2 separate regions of the Homo sapiens genome follow, and region 2 is linked to region 1. The links are chromatin loops, found by intact Hi-C in ENCODE. Cell type or tissue: mammary epithelial cell. All regions are shown on one strand.

Region 1 (8,000 bases):
TCATACAACAGAATGCTGCATAGCAGGATGAACTAATATATGTAACAACATAAAAAATCTTGTAGATATTTTGTTGAGTGAAAGAAGCCAGACACAAAAGAGTGCATACTGTAAGATTCCATTTGTATGAAGTTCAATTGCTGCCAAATCTGACCTATGATACTAGAAGTCAGGATAGATGTTACTGGGCTGGGTGCAGTGGCTCACGCCTGCAATCCCAGCACTTTGGGAGGCCGAGGTGGGTGGATCACCTGAAGTCAGGAGTTCTAAACCAGCCTGGCCAACATCGTGAAACCCTGTATCTACTAAAAATAAAAAGATTATCTGGGCATGGTGGTGTGCACCTGTAATCCCAGCTACTCGGGAGGCTAAGGCACGAGAATCACTTGAACCCAAGAGGTGGAAGTTACAGTGAGCCAAGATCACACCACTGCACTCCAGCCTGGGCAACAGAGAGAGATTCTGTCTCAAAAAAAAAAAAGGATAGAAGTTACCACGGTGGGAAGTGGGTTTAGGAAAGAGGTGCTTCTGGGTGCTAGTAATGTTCTGTCTTTTGACCTGAGTGCTGGTTAGTTACCTGGGTATTTATTTTGTGAAAGTTCATTCAGTGAACTTTAAATGTTCATGAGGGAACATTTTGTGAAAGTTCATTCATGAATTATGCACTTTTCTATAGGTTCATTATACTTTAATGAAAAGTTAAAAAGGATACCATACAGAATTAACTAAAGGCATAATCGTTGATCATGGTTAGAGCTTAAAATTATATAAAACCAGAGAGATTACTTACTTTTTCCTGGCACATATACTCTCTCTCTCTTTAAAGTGATCATTTAAAAAGTAATCAATTATGAAAGTGATAAATATTACATTACAAAATAAAAGGAAGTGTAGCTAAACTATTTCTTTAAAAATCTTTCAAGCCAGGTGTGGTGGCATGTGCCTGTGGTCCCAGCTACTCAGGAGGCGAAGGTGGGAGGATTGTTTGAGCCCAGGAGGTTGAGGCTGCAGTGTGCTGTGATCACGCCACTGTATTTCAGCCTGGGCGACAGAGGGAGACCCTGTCTCAAAACAAAACAAGACAACAACAAAAAAAATATAGTTCACCTAAGTCAGACTTCACACTGCTTAGACTGAGGACAGTCTTTGGAAACAGTAACTTATGACATCTACAAAATTTATCTCATTATTTTTGAGATTTCTGTTCCTTTTATTATTAATTAAGGTCAGTGTCTTTTCATGCACTTAATAGTCATTTGTATTTCTTCCATGTCTATTTTGTGTATGTGAATGCAGCTTCCCTTTTTCTCTTGTGTCTTTTTTTCTTTTCTTTTTATAAAGTTGATTTGTTTTGGGTCAGTGGTTCTCAATTCTGGCTGTTTTGAATCACTTGGGGAACTCCTAAGAATTACCAGTGTCAACGCCCCACCCTAGGCCAAATAATTAGGATCTCTAAGGGTTGGGCCTAAGCCTTGGTATTTTTAATTTTGTGTGTGTGTGTGTGTGTGTGTGTGTGTGTGTGTGTGTGTGTGTGTGTGTACATTCTATTATGGAAATGTTTATGCATAGCAACATATATAACAAGTTTTTTTTTTTTTTTTGAAAGAGTTTCGCTCTTGTTGCCCAGGCAACAAGAGATGATGCTATCTCAGCTCACTGCAACCTCCGCCTCCTGGGTTCAAGCAATTTTCCTGCCTCAGCCTTCTGAGTAGCTGGGATTACAGGCATGCGCCACCACACCTGGCTAATTTTGTATTTTTAGTAGAGACGGAGTTTCTTCATGTTGGTCAGGCTGGTCTTGAACTCCCGACCTCAGGTGATCTGCCTGCCTCGGCCTCCCAAAGTGCTGGGATTACAGGCGTGAGCCACTGTACCCGGCCCATCAGGCATTCTTAATCCCACTCTGGACTTCAGCAATAGTTTCTTTTGTTGCTTCATCTTTGTGGGCCACTTTACTTCAGGTTAGAAGCTGTATCCATCAGAGTTCTTAGTTGTAAGTAATAGATACCATCTCTGGCTAATTAATTAAAAGGGTGACCCACAGATTCTGTAAGTAGGTTGGGAAAGTAGGCTTGAAAACTACACTGCTAGGAACATAGTGCAAAATGATTGCACAGAACTCTCATGAAGACACCTCTCTGGCCACAGACCTTGCTGCTTGTGCTCCAAACACCACTGATGCTGGGCTCTGGGTGCTGCCCCAAGAATCATTATCTCTGCTGCCCCAGAACACTGAATGTAGCTGCCCCTACTGCTGCCATCCCCACTAGGTGGATTCTTCTGGAGTTCCTGCTTCTCCAAGTTAATATTTACCCCCTTGAAATCTAGCATAGTGCATTTTATTGGTGGAGCTCTGTTATGTGCCCCTATCCTAGTTTCAGAGAAAGATGAGAAAGCAAATATATGTTTTTTTTTCCTTCTTTGTACTTTAGTAGTGGAAAGTCTACTTGTCCCATAAGGTAGGGTGTGCTTAAATGTAGACTCAGCTTTCAAGTGCTTGGTGTCAAAAAAGAAAGTCCACTGTAAAAGCTCTGTATCAGTCTTAGAAACCCATTCCTTTTAACCTAATGATCTATCTTATAACCACTAGCTTTTCTTACATAATGCAGTAGATATTTGATGCAGGAATATGCCTTATTTATGGGTGCCATATTGCTTTGTACATGGAGCTGTATCTTTATTTCTGAAGAACAATATATTTTAAAAACCCCATTCTAATTTTAGCTAGTTGCAGTCATTCCTATTTTGTTTTATGAATAAACTCAAGGAGATGTTATAGTTAAAAGCTCAACTGTAACAAATATTGATATTTCCTGGTGGTGTTTTCACAGATAATTTTCTAGCGTATAGGCTATTTGCCTTTTTTCAGGTGTGATCTTTCTGTATATAAAGACAGTGTGGAAAATGGGAAACACTGTATTAGAACCATTGTGGATATAAATAGGATGATACATTCTTTTTCTAAACAAAGAAGGTATAGCTCTCATTATTGCAAAAGTGTTTTACTCTAAGTTACAATGAAACATTGTGAACACAAGCTTTTAAAAATTAACACAAAAAGCACATTCTTGGCTTACCTGTGATAACTTTAACAACCAACTAGTGAAGTTTTTATCTGCTGTGAAACCAGGGCATAGTTGAGTGAATGAAGCCGTGGACACTTTGGGTCAGGGGCCTCGGTGATATTGTCTTGGTTCTGCTGGTGGTGTGCAGCATTACCTTAGGTGATTCATTTATGTTCTTCTACATTTCGTCTTTCCAGTTCCTAAAGAAGAATTAATGTTACTATCCCTTCCTCTTCACTTTTCTTACAGTGGTGTATTAGAAGATCTGAGACAGGTGTGATTGAGCTTCTTAGAATAAACACGTGGTAACATAAAGGTTGTTACAGTAAAAACAAAGATGAATGTACTATAAAATCTTCATAGTAAGATGCACCCTGTTGTTTAGTATGTAACAAGAAACCATTGTTGTAATATCCTGATGTAAGGTTATGTTTCTGAATTATATTCAAACCAGGTGGCCCCTCAGTTTTGAATACTTAAGAACTACAGCTGTGGATTTAATGGGTTTAATTAATAGGAAATTCACTTCAGGTTCATCCATTTGACCTCTGCTACATAGCCAACAGAAATTACATAGAATGTTTCTAAAACTTCCAGAAAATTCAGGCTAGCTTTAGCATTCTTCACCTAGCATAGGTGAAGTCTTAATTCTACAAATGAAAAAAAAAAAATCCAGGGTTTCTAAATGTGGTAAAATTGTAACAGACAAGGTCAGGAATCAACTTACTGGGTTGCTCAGTATTTAGTGATACATTCGAGTCCTTTTGTGGTTTCAGATAGCAATTATTTCTAATATAATTTATTTTGCAGTGAGGGCCGAGGCAAGTTGACGGTATTTTCAGTTAAAGCTATGTTAGCAACCATGTGTGGTGGAAAAATGCTGGACAAATTGAGATGTAAGTATTTTCATATTATTTGAAAAATGCCATTTTCAAATTAGGACTTTTAAATGAATATTGTCAGAATTTTGAATGATGTTATATTGAGCTTTTAAAAAAATTACCATGTCACTCACGCTGCAGCAGCTGGCTCACAGTAGGTGAGTTATGCCACCTACTGTTCAGATGGAAAAGTTGGTTAATTTAATTTATTGTTAGTCCTTTTTAGTGAGAAAATGGAAAAGACTCAGAATCATAATGCTGACATTTAAAAACTTATTTTAGAAATGTTTTCCACATTATTAAAATTATGCTTGAAAATGATTATATTGAGAACTTTTAGTTAAAGTAAATTTGATTGCTTTTACTGAGTTCGGTCTGGTTTAGCTCTTAATAACTCCATTCTTCATCAGGTGATGTTTGCTGTGATTACATTATTCCTTACTACTCTAGAGTCAGCCACAGTTATTTAGAAGCTGATGACCTGTTTTTTTAAAAAAATTCCTGTTATCTTTGCTAATTTTTTTTTAACCATTAGTCATTTTGGCATTTTACCATTCATTAGATACTATAAGAAGGTGATTAGATGAAATCAAAAGAGATGAAATTCACAACTATTTAATTTTGCTGCTTATGGTTTTTATTTATTCAGTTATTAGTTATTAACTCCCTAAGATATGCCAAGAATTGTGCTAGGTGCTTTACATGTATTTTCTCATGGAATCCTTAAAATTCCTTTGAGCAGCAGGTGATATTTTCTTCATTTTATCGATGAGTTAACCAAGGGGGCAAAGCTGGGGTTTTAACTCAGATGTCAGAGCCCTGTTCTGAGCTATGTGATTGTGCTCCCCTGTGCTAGTGCTGTAGCAGGAGACACACGTGTAATTTCAGTACAGTGTTCAGAGTGCCATAAAGCAGTAGCCACAGAGTAGGAAACTGGATGCCAGCTTTCAAGGGATGAGACTGAAGTCTTAATGAGGTAGTGTGGTAGTGTGGTACCCTGTGAGCCCGGATTTGGATGACTGAGTCCTTGCAATATTCCTCCATGCCCTTTTTTTTTTTAAATTGAAAGATACAGAGGTTTGATCAGATTCAAGTATTAATACAAGTTTTTCGGCAAGATTACTTCATAGGTGTATTTGTTTTTTGTGCTTTTTCTTACTTTACCATGACACTGAAAGTTGGAAAGCTAGATGGCCCATTAGATATAGATTTAGATATTCCAAAGAAAGATCTTAATGTATTTGGTCAACTGTTATCCAGTTTATCTTCATTTCAAAGTTAGCTGCAATATAGAACATGTTTTTGGTAATAAGAATTATGGTTTTATTTAAATATTCTTCTGAGGTTTTTCACATGGTATATCCCAAAATATTCTTTGGGCTGAAATTCCTTTTATATTTTTGTAAAATATAAAAATATGTTTTTCTGAGGAAGATAATATGTATGAAAGTATATTTCATCAAACACAAAGAAAAGTTGTAGTCTTGTCTAATTTTTAATGATGCTGATACCAGATAAAGAATATATATACCATCTTTATTAATATTGGGGAGACTGGTTGAAAAATACAGTAGTAGAAAAATACATTAGCAGAAAATTAACTGTATTCTAGATGACTCTGGAATCTTTAAATTTCTTTAAAGTCTACTATATTTACATAGAGCCAGCTCACCTGGCATATGGTAAATACTTAAAATTTTGTCAAATGTAAATTGTTGATTGAATAATAAAATTACTCCAGTTCTGCGTTATAACTGTTAGTGAAAAGGCGCAAATTCTAGTTCTCGGTTTGGAAGGGATCCAGGTGATAGCAGTTTTTTTGATGTGGCTTCTGAACTTTTTGGAGGAACACGAAGTGACCAAGATTGAAGTGGTGCAAAAGCCCACGGGCCAAGCCAAAGGTGACATGTCAGCATGCTCAGGACCCCAAGTCATTGCAATAGTGTTTGGATGGCTGTGATACAGACTGTGCTGGGTTACCAATCACTGTGTTTATCTGATTCAAGTAGATTTCAAGTGTGGTTTATCTTTTCCTTGCTAAAAATTATAGTTTCTCTGCTAGTTGTAGGTCTGTTTCATTATTTTTGTTGTACTGTAATTATCTTGGCTTGGGCTTGAGATGTTCAACATAAGTAAAATACTTGGGTAGGGAAGCCTATCTCTACTTTTTAATCTTCCAAGGTGGAAAACACTTTAAAATGTGGCTTGCCCCTTCCATTTTAAACAGAACTTGGCTGGGTGCAGTGGCTCATGCCTGTCATCCCAGCACTTTGGGAGGCTGAGGTGGGAGGATCACTTGAGGCCAGGAGTTTGAGACCAGCCTGGGCAACGTAGTGAGACTGTGTATCTATAAAAGCAATTTTAAGGCCGGGTGCAGTGGCTCCCGCCTGTAATCCCAGCACTTTGGGAGGTTGGGGTGGATCACCTGAGGCCAGGAGTTTGAGACCAGCCTGGCCAACATGGTGAAACCTTGTCTCTACTAAAAATACAAAAATTAGCTGGGCATGGTGGCACATGCCTATAATCCCAGCTACTCGGGAGGCTGAGGCAGAATTGCTTGAGCCCAGGAGATGGAGGTTGTAGTGAGCCAAGAGCATGCCACTGCACTCTAGCCTGGCCGACGGAGTGAGACTGTCTCAAAAAAATAAATAAATAAAAATAAAAGTAATTTAAAAAGTTAGTTTGGCATGGCAGTACATACCTGAGGTCCCAGCTCCTCAGGAAGCTGAGCCAGGAGGATCACTTGAGGCTAGAAGTTCGAGGCTGCAGTGAGCTATGGTCATGTCACTGCACTGCAGCCTGGGTAGTGGAGTGAGACTGTCTCAAGAAAAGAAAGAGAGAGAGAGAGAGAAAGAAGGGAGAGAGAGAAAAAAAAGAAAAGAAAGAAACGAGAACTCACTGATTATACTTTTAACATTTTCATCTCTTAAGGATGCCATTTTCTGATGCATTTAGGATTTAGGGCTGATTGTGAAGCTTGGTTTGTCTACTCCTCCTATTTTGAGACTATTATGCTTTTTCAGTTCTTGAGTTTTTTGTTGTTGTTGGTGGTGGTGGTGGTGGTGGCGGCAGTGGTTTGTGTATGTCCTTTATCACTGGCAAATATGATGTTATGTGTTTTTGGTGCTCCACTCTCTGGAAATCTCTCCTTGCTTCTGACTTACTACTTTTAATATGCTACGGACAGAGAAGTAATAACCAAACCTCTTAGCATTCTATTTAAAATAAGGATTTAAAGTGATTGTTATGAGAGAAGCACTTGAGCTTGTGTAGTATGATTGTTAGCTTTGGCTATTTTCAGAACCTTTCCCTCCTTGTTTTCTGGTTCTCAGCAATGTCCTACTTAGTTGAGGTGGCTGAATAATTGTGCAGCCAAAAGAGAGAAGTAACACTGTATTGTAACAGCAAATGATCTTTGATTGTTTATTCACTTTCTCATACCTAATTATTCCATTGTTTTGGTTCTTCTTGTTTGCTCCAACCTCCTTCTACTGACTGGACTCTCTGTTGTTACCTCTATTAATGCTCCTGTTATATTAAGTTTTCTCATTTATGGAATGTTTTAGCATTTCTACTTTTTTTTTTCTGCTTTGATCTTCCTGCTTTTTACTTTCTTAGAATTTTTCCTATGATTTTCTCCTCTCTACCTTTTTTATTTGACATGGGGTTTTTGGTTTTAGTATCAAGATAGCATTTGAATGACTGAACAAATATTTGTACTTTCTGTTTAAAACATTTCTTAGATTTTTCAGATTTGTCTTAAGAGAGTTTCTGTCTCCAGGTAGCATTCATTTACAGAGATGGTTCATTGTTGTGGCCATTAGAGACTATGTCCTAGATTCGGAGGTAACTTTTATCAGGATTCTAAATACCAATGATTTATAATCGGAATATGGACTTTAATTAAAAGCACAATCAAAATTCAGTAATGTCAGAAACCCAAAATATAACTCAAGGAAACAAAATTTGTAGACTGTAAAGCCCATTATGTATTAAAACATGCTTAATTATCAATTAATTTGACTGTGCAATTTATTTACTTTAATTCTGCTAT
Region 2 (8,000 bases), 59 kb before region 1:
GCACTCCAGGGCTCAAGTGATTCTCCCAAGTAGCTGGGACTACACTTGCGTGCCACCATTTAAAATTTTTTGTAGAGATGCAGTCTCGCCATGTTGCTCAGGCTGGCAAGTGATCCTCCCAAAGCGTTGGGATTACAGGCATGAGCCCCTGCACCTGGCCCGGTTGTGGACTTACATCACAGCGCACGTGTCCTTTTACTCACTGAGGAACAGTTGGGTTCCTTTAGATGCTGATTCTTCAGTGGGTCTGTGTGTTGCAAATGCATCCTGCCAGCCCTAGGCTTTTCTTTCCCTTTGTTAACAATGTATTTGGTTGTATATACCATTTAAGTTTAATGTCATATTTATGAAAAATTTCCCTTAAATGGCTTGTCTTTTTTTGGGTGTGTATCTGGTTTAAGAAAATTTTCTGTCTCTCATGGTGTTAATGATATATTCTTAGAGTTTCTTCCAAAAGTTTAAAAAAGTTTTGCTTTCCAGATGGAATTTATTTCTATGTATGGTATAATGAAAAGATACAATTTTTTTTTCAATTTGGATGACCAGTTTTTCAGCACTCTAACTTTTTTTATTATAGTAAAATACACATAACATAAAAATAACAATTTTAACCATTGTAAGTGTACAGTTCTGTAGCATGAAATACATTCACATTGTTGCACAGCCATCACCACTGTCTCCAGAGCTTTTTCATCATCCCCAACTGAAACTCTGTACCCCTTAAACACCAGCTCCCCATTCTTCCCTCAGCGCCTGGCAACCACCATTCTACTTTCTGTCTCTATGAATTCGACTACTCTAGGTACCTCATATGAATGGAATCATTACAATATTTGCCCTTTTGTATCTGGCTGATTTCACTTAGTATAATGTCCTTAAAGTTCATTCATATTGTAGCATGTGTGAAAATTTCCTTTTTAAGGCTGAATAATATTCCATGGTATGAATATACCACATTTTGTTTATTCATTCATTGATGGACATTTGGGTTGTTTCCCCGTTTTGGCCATTACAAGGAGTGCTGCTATGAACATTGGTATCTGTATGTCTGTTTAAGTCTCTGTTTCCATTTCTTTTGTGTATGTACTCAAGTGCAATTGTCAGTAATACAGTTTTTAAAACAATATACATAATGGAATAAAAATAGATTAACACAATTTTGACCAATGTGGCTGAATAGTATGGAGTTTCCATATACCCACTCTTTCCCATATGGTTTCTCCTATTATTAACATCTTGCATTAGTATGCTACATTTATTATAATTGATAAACTAATATTGATACATTGTTGTTAAAGTTCATGATTTAGAGTTCACTCTTTGTATTGTATAGTTCTATGGGTTTTGACAAGTGCGTAATGTCATGTATCATTTACATGGCATGACTGCATGCTACAACCCTGCAAGGGGCTCACTTGTAAAATACTCAACAGTACAGACAGAATAAATGTCATTACATGGCTATAGTTTTACCTTTTCCAGAGTTGGAAATGTCATAGATTTGGAATCATGTAGTATGGAGCCTACTCAGATTGGCTTCTTTTGCTTAGCAGTATGCATTTAAGTTTCCTCTAAGTCTTTTTTGCGACTTGATAGCTCATTTCTTTTTTTTATTTTTATTTTTTGAGACTGAGTCTCACTCTGTGGCCCAGGCTGGAGTGCAGTGGCGCGATCTCGGCTCACTGCGAGCTCTGCCTCCCGGATTCACACCATTCTCCTGCCTCAGCCTCCCGAGTAGCTGGGACTACAGGCGTCCGCCACCATGCCTGGCTAATTTTTTGTATTTTTAGTAGAGACGGGGTTTCACCATGTTAACCAGGATGGTCTCGATCTCCTGACCTCATGATCCGCCTGCCTTGGCCTCCCAAAGTGCTGGGATTACATGCGTGAGCCACCGCGTCCGGCCAGCTCATTTCTTTTTAGCGCCGAATGATAATATTCCTTTTTATGGAAGCACCACAGTTTGTTTATTCGTTCACCTACTGAAGGACATCTTGGTTGCTTCTAGTTTTTGGCAATTTTTGAATAAAACTGCTATAAACATCCGTGTGCAGGTTTTTGTGTAGACATTAAATTTGTAACTCACTTGGGAAAATACCTAGGAGAGTGATTGCTGGGTCGAATGGTAAGAATATATCAAGCTTTGTAGGAAACTATTAAACTATCTTTCAAAGTGACTGTATCATTTGCATTCCCAATAATTTTTAAAATTTATGTCCAAGTACCCTAAATGTACTTATATAATAAGTATGTCAGACTGTTCTGTAAAGTTAAACTTCACCTGGAATAATATTTAGTCATTGGTTTTGTTGGCTGTCTTTCTTGCAGTGTATCTCTTCATGTGTTTTGAAGTACAGACTTTTTTTTTTGAGATGGAGTCTGGCTCTGTCGCCTAGGGTGGAATACAGTGGCATGATCTCAGCTCACTGCAGCCTCTGCCTCTACCTCCCAGGTTCAAGCGATTCTCCTGCCTCAGCCTCCCGAGTAGCTGGGATTATAGGCACCCGCCACCACGCCTGGCTAATTTTTGTATTTTTAGTAGAGACAGGGTTTCACCATGTTGGCCAGGCTGGTCTCAAACTCCTGACCTCAAGTGATTCGCCTGCCACAGCCTCCCAAAGTGTTGGGATTAAAGACGTGAGCCACCACACCCAGCCAAATTACAGACCCATTTTCAGAGTGAGTGCTTTTGATTTTGTTTTCTTTTCTTTTTTTTTTTTTTAATTTTGTTTTCTTCTGTGCCCACTGTCCTCTGTGTGGTGATATTTCAGGTGCTTCAGCTGACCTACTGGGCCTCAGTCTAGAATCAGATATGATAATTGTGGGTCAAGGGTCCTGCCCTTTGAGTTAATTGGGCTATTTTCGATCCTCTCATAGAGTATGGTCCTGAGGCTGTTTATATCTTCCCACTTATCTAAGCCTAGAGTATTAGATAAACTGTAGTTCTAGGCAGAGATTGGCAGCAGTATTTTTTAGCTTCCTTTCAGCTCCAGCATCATTGCTGGCCTTGAGCAGTGGGTCTGGCCCAGATATCTCCGTTTCTTCATCCTCCTTTGCTTTCTGTCATTACTACCTGCAGGAAGTGCACACCTGGTCTAGACTCCGGATCCAGCAAGCCTAGAGCTTCAGTCCTGCTTGCAACTTTGTGTATCTATTCTGTTTCTCCAAATAGAGGTTTATCTTGTTTTTGAGCCTAATTAAAAAAAATTGTTAAAAAATATTTTATCCATTATTGTGTATTTAGAGCAGAGAGGATGCATCAAAGAATGTACTTACTGGCCACTTTCTAGAAGATTTAATTAGCCAAGCTCCTTTCTCAACTTTATACAAAGACTTTTTTCTTTGTTATGGCATTGCCTAGGCCTTCCAGTACAAGAATAAGTATAATAATGGGCATTTTAATCTTTTTCCTGAGTGGTAATGTTTCCAGTGTTTCACTGTTAGATATGATGTTTACTGTTGGTTTTTGGAAGATGTCTTTTGTCAATTTAAGGAAGTTTTCTTCTGTTCTTGGTAAATATTTTTAATTGGGTGTTGAATTTTATGGAGGCCTTTTTTTGGGGCATTTCTTGAAATTATTTTTTCCCTTCTTTAACATGTCAAGAATAGGACAGATCTCTCTGAGTTGTAGGTAACTGAGAGAAACAGATGTATATGATTTACTTGTTAATTCACTTTTAACAAAAAACCTCACAACCTTTAAAGAAAACACATTTTAAACTTGAATTTTTGTATACTAACATTATATATAAGTTAAAATAGGGCTGAAATGCTGTAGTAATCAGGTTTGGACTAAATATCATCGTAACTTCACTATATTTGAATAGTACCTAATAATATCAATAATAGTAGCTAACATTTATTGGGCTCTTACTGGATGCCATTGTGCTAAATGCTTTACATGATATTGATTTAAGAGTTACCACAGCCCCGTGAGGTTATTTAGCTACTCAGAACTCTTTGTTGTAGTGGAGTGCAGTTACTGAATTTTTTTATTGGAACCTAGAGAACTCTCTCAGATTTGTAAAAAGCAAATCTTTAAGGTTTTATGAACATTTATTTTCCCTGGCCTTTTTTTTTTTTTTTTAAATCTGAAAGAGAAGAGAAAAGAAGTATTAAAGGAAGAATATTTGAGAATTTTTCTGAAATAAGCAAGGAAGTTCTCTTTCAATAAAGTTTGGCTTGTTGTAACTAAGTGTTAATGAGAGTCTTAGTCATCACTAACTTTTTTTTTTTTTGAGACGGAGTCTTGCTCTGTCATCCAGGCTGGAGTGCAGTGGCACGATCTCAGCTCATTGTAACCTCTACCTCCTGGGTTCAAGGGATTCTCTTGCCTCAGCCTCCCAAGTAGCTGGGACTATAGGCGCATGTCACCATATCTGGCTATTTTTTTCTATTTTTATTAGAGACTGGGTTTCATTGTGTTAGCCAGGATGGTCTCCATCTCCTGACCTCGTGATCCACCCGCCTCAGCCTCCCAAGGTGCTGGGATTACAGGCATGAGCCACCGCGCCTGGCCCCTCACTGACTTCTTAATTAAATGGACATCCAAAGAAAAACTGACAGGGAGATGGTGGGAGGTGGTGAACTTACATAAGAAATTTCAATACTTGGATGCTTTGACGTAGCTGAGAGCTGGCAGGGTTAAGAAATTAACAAAAAGATGGAAAGGAAATAAAGGCTATTTAACACAAAGGCATGTACAGAGACATCCTGGAGACACTTCCAAAGCCTTCTCTCCTTTTCCTTTAGTCTTTACTGTGGGAGTTACGTAACTTCTGCGTGTAGACGTAGTCCAGGTGTGAAACACTCTATTTTCTATGAATAGAACAGAGTGTAAGAACTAACAAGGATCCAAACTTTTTGCTGCACTCTCTTCAGATCCTACTTAGCTCCATGATTTAAGGTCTGATCCAGCACCACAGTTTTGGGACCTGTGTTCTTTCCTTATTCCTTGAGGCCTCATGTTGCCCTGGAGGGGGCGATGTGACACAATAGAAAGAAAATGGGCTCTAGCGCTTTAGCATCGTCATGGTCAACTCCGCAGATTCCTAGCTTTGCAACTTCAGGCCAAGTTACCTGACCACTTAGACTTTAGTTTCCTCTCTACTTCTAACACCCCTAATCCTGAAAATCTCCTCAAGCTCAGCACGGTCTTGTCTTCTCACCTACTTTTAAAAAGAGCAATAGTCTCCAAAGTGGGAGGTATGTAAAATGATCCTCTAGGCAGGGTGTTACAAGAAAATATGAGCAATCAAGTTTTACCAGTATTTGACCCATAGGTTGACACTTTACTTCATCTGTGTGTCTGATGATGTCTGTCACGTACGGTAAGCTAGGGAACCCCACCGCCTGGAGGGGCTGATACTGTGATCCTCCTTATTTACCTGCTTATATTGTTTTAGCACATGTTTTAGTTCACCTCTGCTGGGTTTAGTGGTCTTTCAGATCATATTACCTGATTTGAATAAAATGAACTTTGCTAAATAGACAGATGGCTCACAAAGATTCCTGCAAAGAAAATGCAGATTGAAGTTTCAGAGTCAGCAGAAGATTGAAGTAATAATACAAATACACGTGAACAGCCAGAAAGAAACAGAGTGGATACTTCTATTTATATTATGAACTTGTCAGTCAAATGCATAATATAAAAACAATGGTGATCTCATCAGATTGATGAAAAAGCAGTAATAAAAAATAGCTTAGAATTACTAAAAATACTATTTAAAATATGGACTTATATACACTGTTGAGTACATTGTACCTGAAGGTATTTACTAATGATATTATGGGCTAATCTTATAAATTGAGATATTTAAAAACTAAATATTCAGAATATAAAGACAGACTTATTGATGTTTTTCAGTGATTGTCAGTCATAATCCAGTACCTTAAAATTTTATTAAGGTTAATAATACATTTTTAGAAGTTCCTTTTGAGGTTTAGGAATAAAAGACAAAAAGTCATAAACTCTTGTTCTTCTTGTTTGGTAACAGTGGCTGAAATGATATATAGATAAATAATTTGAGTTTGGTGTAAAACTGAAAAGTATCCTGTATTAGCAACTGTTGTTGAGATACTGGTAGAACACGTTGCTGAAGATTTTGAAATGATGGCTATTGTACCAAATTTTAGAGTTCATGGGAGTTCATGTATATTTGGATAAAAGTACAGAGCTTATGGTATTTGGTATACTCTGTTTCAATAATAAAATATATGGAAATATATGGAGAACTGTGCTCCCCACCCCCGCTAAAACACTCAGGATAAGACTTACCAGAGAATTTACTAAAAGTAGATGATCTAAAATGTTATAAAGAAATAGTACATATAAAGCATAAAGAATAATATATTGTTCAACCATTGTGGAAGATGGTGTGGGGATTCCTCGAGGATCTAGAACCAGAAATAACGTTTGACCCAGCAATCCCATTACTGGGTATATACCCAAAGGGTTATAAATCATTCTCCTATAAAGACACATGCACATTGTGTTTATTGCAGCACTATTTACAATAGCGAAGACTTGGAACCAACCCAAATGCCCATTAATAATAGAACGGATAAAGAAAATATGGCACATACACACCATCGAATGCTGTGCAGCCATAAAAAAAGAATGAGTTCATGTCCTTGCAGGGACATGGATGAAGCTGGAAGCCATCATTCTCAGCAGACCAACACAGGAACAGAAAACAGAATACCGCATGTTCTCACTCATAAGTGGGAGTTGAACAGTGAGAACACATGGATACAGGGAAGGGAACAACACACACAGGGGCCTGTTGGGGGGTGGGGGCCAAGGGGAGGGAGAGCATTAGGACAAATACCTAATGCATGCAGGGCTTAAAACTTAGATGGCGGGTCAATAGGTGCAGCAGACCACCATGGCACATGTATACCCATGTAACAAGCCTGCACGTTCTGCACATGTATCGCAGAACTTAAAGTAAAATTAAAAAAATATGTTTCCACTTAAGTAAATGGAGCACAAAAAAAGAAGACTATATTGTACCTAGAACCCAGCCTAAGAAAGAAAATATAGCCAGTGGAGTTGGTATACCTCTGCGGTCATAATTCTGTTTCCATCCCCAGAGATACTCTCTTTTCTGAATTTGATGATTACCATTTCCATATACTTCTTTATACTTTTGCTGTGTGTGTGTGTGTGTGTGTGTGTGTTTGTGTGTGTGTGTGTGTGTGTGTGTGTGTATTTGTATATTTGTATGTTATATTCAGGGCCAGGGCCAGGGTGAGATGAGGAGGCACCTAGGTCCCCAATGTAAGGAGCCCCTCAGCCATGGGCTTGCATGACCCCCAGGGTGATGCTTCCTTAAATTTTGTGCCCCAGGTACCTCGTTCACATCACCATAGTCCCAGTCCTGCTTCTGTTAATATGCATGTTTTTAAGCTTTATGGAAATAATATTATTTTTTATGTATTCTCTTGTAACTTTTTTCACTTAATATTGTGAAATTGATCCATCTCGATAAATGTAGCCCTGCTTTATTCTGTTGTGCGATTGACTATACTATAATTTTATTTTCCCATGCTTCTGTTGATGGACATTTAGGTTGTTTCTGATTTTGTGTTTAGAAACAATATCATCATAAGCATTCTTGTATGTGTCTCCTCAGGACATAGTTGTAAAAAGGGAATTTCTGGGTAATTAGATACATCCATTTGTTTTTTTTGTTTTTTTTTTTTTGAGACGGAGTCTCGCTCTGTCACCCAGGCTGGCGTGCAGTGACACAATCTCAGCTCCTTGCAGCCTCCACCTCCTGGGTTCAAGCAGTTCTCCTGCCTCAGCCTCCCGAGTAGCTGGGACTACAGGCGCCCACGACCATGCCCAGCTAATTTTTTGTATTTTTAGTAGAGACGGGGTTTCACCATGTAGGGCAGGCTGGTCTCCAACTCCTGACCTTAGGTAATCCACCTGCCTCAGCCTCCCAAAATACTGGGATTACAGGTGGGAGCCACTGCGCCTGGCCTATATCCAT

Evidence for each region. Hi-C counts contacts between places; a loop is a spot of excess contacts. Peaks named below come from ENCODE experiments on the same cell type or tissue, not always from the same donor. Only the 100,000 strongest peaks of a DNase experiment are listed, where the experiment ranks them.
Region 2: it touches region 1 in a loop (14-fold over the local background); 81 of 110 quality-filtered maps call a loop at or near these places.

Annotation. Positions count from the first base shown.
Region 1 is chr2:25,603,197-25,611,196 of GRCh38, reverse strand. It overlaps DTNB (dystrobrevin beta), which reads left to right. Exons shown (of 21, transcript NM_021907.5): 5 at 3,876-3,961. Among named protein-coding and RNA genes, the nearest start is that of DTNB, 66 kb to the left of the region's middle. RefSeq lists a silencer at 6,386-6,619. In mammary epithelial cell, a CTCF peak has its summit at 4,109 (motif pointing left); no DNase peak of the experiment used is centred here.
Region 2 is chr2:25,661,864-25,669,863 of GRCh38, reverse strand. The region is part of intron 1 of DTNB (dystrobrevin beta); the gene reads left to right. Among named protein-coding and RNA genes, the nearest start is that of DTNB, 7.7 kb to the left of the region's middle. In mammary epithelial cell, a CTCF peak has its summit at 4,980 (motif pointing right); a DNase peak (open chromatin) is centred at 4,993; H3K27ac peaks cover 336 bases.